Linked DNA regions of Homo sapiens: region 1 is linked to region 2. Evidence: chromatin loops called from intact Hi-C (ENCODE). Cell type or tissue: ascending aorta. All regions are shown on one strand. Each heading gives the region's core, and the rest is flanking DNA. Links, peaks and the distances in the headings are about the cores only.

Region 1 (2,928 bases), core at 254-2,753, 430 kb after region 2:
GACCTTATCGCTTGAGCTATCTTGTGAATCATTTTTTGAACTTTCTCTTTACTTCCATTGAGTTATTTAAGGTTCAGTGCTTTTAAAATCCTTTTATTATGCTGCTACTGATCATTTTATCCCTGAATTCATTTACCTGTTCACCTAATATTGGCTTTACAGATGCTAAAACTGAAAATTCTTTTACCCCCTATAAACATTTGCTGCCTTAACTACTTAATATGCATTTTTACCAGATAGATCTGGTGCCATGTTTATGTGGCCAGTATTTCGGCCAAGAGGTGCAGATCCTATTGGAAATTCAAATCCTATTGGAAATTCAAATCCTATTGGAAATTCAAATTGTCACTGAGAATTTTCACTGTACTAAGTTTGTATCCATTACATATAACTTTTAAAAAGCCATACATTATGTTTACAAAGTATTCATTTGCCTTGACTTTAAAGAAAATGAAATGTATTAATAGGATATATTTTGTTTGCATGGTCCTAAAAAAGCAGAATGAACTTCAAATCTGTGAAGGACTGATGAAATTTGATTACAGAAAATAGAAGCCTATGATAAGTGAGAAGATGTGTCCACTCACCGCAAATTCTAAGACAGAAGGCCTTAGAGTTGAGGAGAAGATTGCTCCAAGCTTTTCCACAGCTCTCTTCCCAGAGTTCTAATTATTGAATCAGAATACGGTATTGTCCAGTCTTTCAGCATAGTGAGTACATGCCTTGCAGCTCAACTAATCTCTGTTGAGATCCCAGTTTTGCCACTTAAATTTCTTAAATCCTGTTCTTCAGTTTCCTTTTTGTGAAATGGGGAAAATATTACTTTCCAAAGCTTGTTCCAAGAATGGGAGATAATATTGGTTCATTGCTAGATATATAGTAGACAGTCAATAAATTGTAACGATTATTGCTGAATTGATATAATTTTGATCTTAGCTTGGACTGCAGATTTCAACCATGACACTAAGACTCCTGCTTCAAGGTCATTTTCTGGCATTGATATCAAACTTCCTAAAAACCTTGTCATTGATGTGTCTTCCAACTGAGTGCTGACTGGCTGATCTGTCTTGATTGCGTCCCAGCTCTATCTCTGTTCTTATGTGAACCATATCTAAAGTGGAATTTCGGGGTAAACCTGAGAGTAGCCTCTTCTACAGAGGTTTAGCCTTCTCCAGCCTATCGTTCTCTTGGTCCTTCTAACCAGGGGTCGACCATTCCTGTACCTAGTTCTCAGCCCTCTATTTCCCTCTAGTGACTGCTTTCAGCATTACCTCACCCAAGCGTTTAACCTTGTATTAAAGCGCTTGGTTTCATGGGTTAACAGACTGTAGGAACAGTTCGCTAAATTGAGAACCCAGAGTGCATTACATTACATGCCATATTTTAAATATTGATATGCGTATGAAAATATTTTAAAGCATTCATTGAAGACTCATAAAAAGCAAGGATATGGAAGACTAGTATCTCAATGTCAAAAAAGAGAGAAGTCTGGATTTTAGAAATAAAACTAATTAATAGGTTGACTGTGGTTCCCTGATTTTAAAAAATCAAGTTGGCTGGGAAGTTGGTTTTTATTCAGTAAGTTACTACAGGAATTGGTGATTATTAGAAGTGGTCTTAAATTGTTTGAAAATAATTCAAGCCCAAAATATATCACTTAAATTTCTTGCAGTGGTGCCAGCTACTTGAGAGGCTGAGATGAGAGGATTGCTTGAGGCCAGGAGTTTAAGGCTGCGGTACACTATGAATGCACCTGTGAATGGTCACTGCACTCCAGCTTGGGCAATATAGTGAGACCCTGTCTCTTAAAAAATGAAAAAGAAAAGTAAATTTCTTCCAGCATGCAAAATCCGGGGAGGTTATACATATGCTATGTCTCAGTTTCAACAAGCCTTGTAGAAAAGACAATCCTTTTAATCAGAAAAAAAATAAACTGAATGATAAGTAAAAAGTTGAACGTGACATTAAAAAGGGAATTGAGTAACAAATCAAAGTTAACCTAAGGGCAGTTATTCAATAACAATTTATAAGGCTTTGTTCTGAGTTAGTTCTGTCCCCTCAAACTCTTAAACGCATGATTCAGATGAAGACACATATTTACCAGAATTAACAGGAGGGATAGCTAACATATTGAAGGACAAAATTAAGTATCTTCTAGATCTTTAAAGAGCAGGAAGAATGAGAGAAGGCGTCAAGAAACAAAACATTCTCTCTGTAGATTCATAAAATAAACTCCTCTTCTACGAGAGAGGACAACTGGCTTAAGAACAGTGAATATAGAAAAAAGAAATAACTTGGGGTTTTAGCTGCCTGCAAGTTCACCGTGTGCCAACAGTATGACGTGCTGCCAAATAAGCTCGTGTGAGTCTTAATAAAGTGTCGACTTCAGATCAAGAAAGGGAGTAGTCCCATTGAACTTTACACTGTCCAGACCACATCTGAAGGATTATGTTCAATTCAAAGTGCCAGATTGTAAGAGGGACACTGACACACTGAAGTGTGTGCCAAGGAGATCTGGCAACCAGAGAGCATGAGGATTGGCTGAAATAACTGAAACAACTCAGAAACGTGGTAACTGTCTTCACATATTTGAAGAACATTAACATAGAAGAGATTCCAGATTTGTTAAGATTCCAGACAAGAAGAGCCTGGATTAATCCAAATGAGAACCTTATATTAGTAAACTCTTCAGAAATAAAATGAGCTGTCTGGTGAGATATTGAACTTCCCCATATTGGAAGCATTTTTGACAGCTGTACTACTAAGTAACAAGTATGGGCCTTTATAGCTGTACTGCCCTGGGTTTCTAATGCCTTCTCATAAATCTTTATCTTTTATGATTCTGGTTTCTATTTGTTTCTTCAAGCATTTTTAAAACTTCCATTTATTTCCCTTTATTCCCAATCCTTTCTCCCAATTCTTAGTCTT
Region 2 (2,928 bases), core at 295-2,794:
GGGGTCTATTGTACAGGGACCTTGTTGTAGTAAAACAGAGTGTGTGTGTGGGTATATATATATATCTCCAGGTATCCATGTATCTATCTATCTATCGATCTATCTATCTATCTATCTATCTATCTATCTATCTATCTATCCATCTATCTTTCTAGAGAGATAGATAAATCTATATCTATATATCACTTTTTATATAATATATGAACATCTTCAGATAATTTCCTGGGTTCCATGTTATAATAGTTCTTGTTAATCATAATCAGTTTTTGATATAAGAAAAATTGAATATAGAATTCAGAAGTGATTAAAATTAGTACAAACTACTTCAAAACAATGCTAAAATTTCTGTGAACTGAAGTCTAAGATTGCTCGGCATGTTTGAATAAGGCAAAGTTGTTTTTTGTTTATTTGTTTGTTGTTGTTCTCAGATAAGAGGGGGATAGTTACTTTATATCCAAATCCTTACAAAATCTTACTTATTGCTGATCCTCTCTCAGTTTATTTAATTTTGACTAACCAAACCAAATTGTTGTTGTTCAGTGAAGACACATTAGCCTAAAAATCTGTCAATACTAGTATCAAGTGAGTGATTGACTGAGATCGACTGAATTGATGAGAAAGAAAAAAAACCCTAAAACTATAATACAGATTTATTTATTCCTATCATGAACATGACTTCACAATTGCAAGTGCTGGGTTATAAACAAGTTTAAAATTTATTTAAAAAGCAATGCAGCAAATGGTCGTGTTGAGGAGATAGTGGATGTATATTCATAGGAAAATATAAAAACAAATGGGCTAATGTTTTGTGAATGTATACACTCAGGATAAATTTTCCAGTGAAAACATTGTATACAGACCCAGAAAGTGCTTTATCTCAAAAAAGTGTGGACCAGTAAGAAAATAATGTGCTCTGGACAAAGCCATTAGATTCAACAGGCAGCTCTGTTAATGATGAAGACTACTTTAGGAAATACATATCAAAAGCTTAAATAAAATAGTTCAAGGAATGTGAAAAAGTATATTTTTATAGTAGTAAAGTAATTACATAATAATTTGTGATTATAAATATGTTAATTTATTTGATGAAGTAAATATTAAAAGTTGATATTGTTGAAGTTAATTAAGATGGAGACCATGCCTGAAAAAAATCCCTGAGCTGACAAACCCAATTAGAGCTCATAAGTTACCTCAACCTTGCTCGATTTGCAAACATAAGTGAAACAACCTGAGGTGTTTCTTGTAAATGCCTGTATTAACGAAAAACAGAACTCAATCTCAATCAATCAGAAGCAGCCAATTAACATATTATAATTAGCAACTTTCTAAGAAAAGAAACCAAATAAAGCAACTGTACAACTGTAATCAGTCAAATGTCTTATTTTCTTTTACCTCAATGATAGGATTGTAAAAGCTTCCCTGTTGCATTTCACTTGGTGGAGCTCTCAGATCACTTCTGGTTTGGAGCCGCCCGGTTAATGAATCATTGTTAGCTGCAATAAATTTTTTAAAATAGTATTGTGTTTCAGTTTACCTTTTAAATAGTATTTACAATTATATATACAAAATTAGATGTTAATATGGTAAAGTTAGTGAAAAAAACTTCTTTCTGGATCTTTTCCTTGGGAAAATAAAAGATGACTTTATGTTTTAGGTTAACTCAGCAGGAATGCATGGTACCTAACTTCATTCTGAACCATATTCCTTTAACATTTACCACCTTCTATTAATTAATCCCTCACCTATTTTCCACCAAAGATTAGTTCACTCACTTAAAAATTAACAAGTCTAGAACGTAATTTACAAGAAGAGATGTCTCCTAACTTCAGAAGCCTAAAGGTTTGATAAAAGGAGTTCTTCTTTAATGATTTTAACATGCATGATGATTTTCCTTTTGATTAATAAAGAAAAAGCTAGAATTTAAGAGCCAAAGGGTAAGCTATCACATCAGGCTCTGGCCAATCCTATGCTAATTAGGAAATTGCAGAGCCAATTAAGCAAGCGATGATTAGACTGTTGTCACTGGTCAAAGAAAGCAGCTAAATTGGTTTCTTTTGACTACCACATTTTAAACTGAACCTCCATTAAAACCACAAAGAGACATTTCTTTGAAAATGATTTTAAAAAAAGGATTTAAAAAACTAGATAATCTCTTTAGGGGATACTTTCTCCCAAAAAAGTGTTAAAGTTCTGAATGTGTAGGTTGCCTTTCACTAATAAGTGAAGACATACAAATAGAAAATACTTTCCCATTGACCAATGAGTAGATTAATAAGAACCCATGTGGGTTATTTCTTCTGGAATAATGCCTAATAAGGCTGTCAAAGTTACACTGGTGTCTTAATCCATTTTATGTTGCTATATAACAGAACACTTGAAGCTGGGTAATTTATAAAGAATAGAGGCCATGTGTGGTGGCTCACGCCAGTAATCCCAGCACTTTGGGAGGCCGAGGCGGGTGGATCACGAGGTCAGGAGTTCAAGACCAGCCTGGCTGAGATGGTGAAACCTTGTCTTTACTAAAAATACAAAAAATTAGCCGGACATGGTGTTGGATGCCTGTAATCCCAGCTACTCGGGAGGCTGAGGCAGATAATTGCCTGAACTCAGGAGGCGGAAGTTGCAGTGAGCCGAGATTGCGCCACTGCACTCCAGCCTGGGCGACAGAGCGAGACTCCATCTCAAAAAAAAAAAAAATGAAATTTATCGCTTATAGTTCTAAAGGCTGGAAAGTCCAAGGTCAAGGGGCCTTCATCTGGCTAGGGCCTTCATCATCTCGTGACGTGGCATCATCTCATGGTAGAATGCAGAAGAGCAAGAAGGCGTGTGTGTGTGTATGTGTATGTGTGTGTGTGTGAGAGAGAGAGAGAGAGGAATGGTGCTGAACTCATTTTTTAAAAAATCAGGAACCCACTCCCAACATAACAA

What was found. Hi-C counts contacts between places; a loop is a spot of excess contacts. Peaks named below come from ENCODE experiments on the same cell type or tissue, not always from the same donor. Only the 100,000 strongest peaks of a DNase experiment are listed, where the experiment ranks them.
Region 1: it touches region 2 in a loop (6-fold over the local background); 38 of 110 quality-filtered maps call a loop at or near these places.

The regions. Positions count from the first base shown.
Region 1 is chr4:113,950,954-113,953,881 of GRCh38, reverse strand. The region is part of intron 1 of ARSJ (arylsulfatase family member J); the gene reads left to right. Among named protein-coding and RNA genes, the nearest start is that of ARSJ, 27 kb to the left of the region's middle. In ascending aorta, for the core only: a CTCF peak has its summit at 1,256 (motif pointing left); no DNase peak of the experiment used is centred there; H3K27ac peaks cover 1,104 bases.
Region 2 is chr4:114,377,012-114,379,939 of GRCh38, reverse strand. No RefSeq gene overlaps it. Among named protein-coding and RNA genes, the nearest start is that of UGT8, 220 kb to the left of the region's middle. In ascending aorta, for the core only: a CTCF peak has its summit at 1,443; no DNase peak of the experiment used is centred there.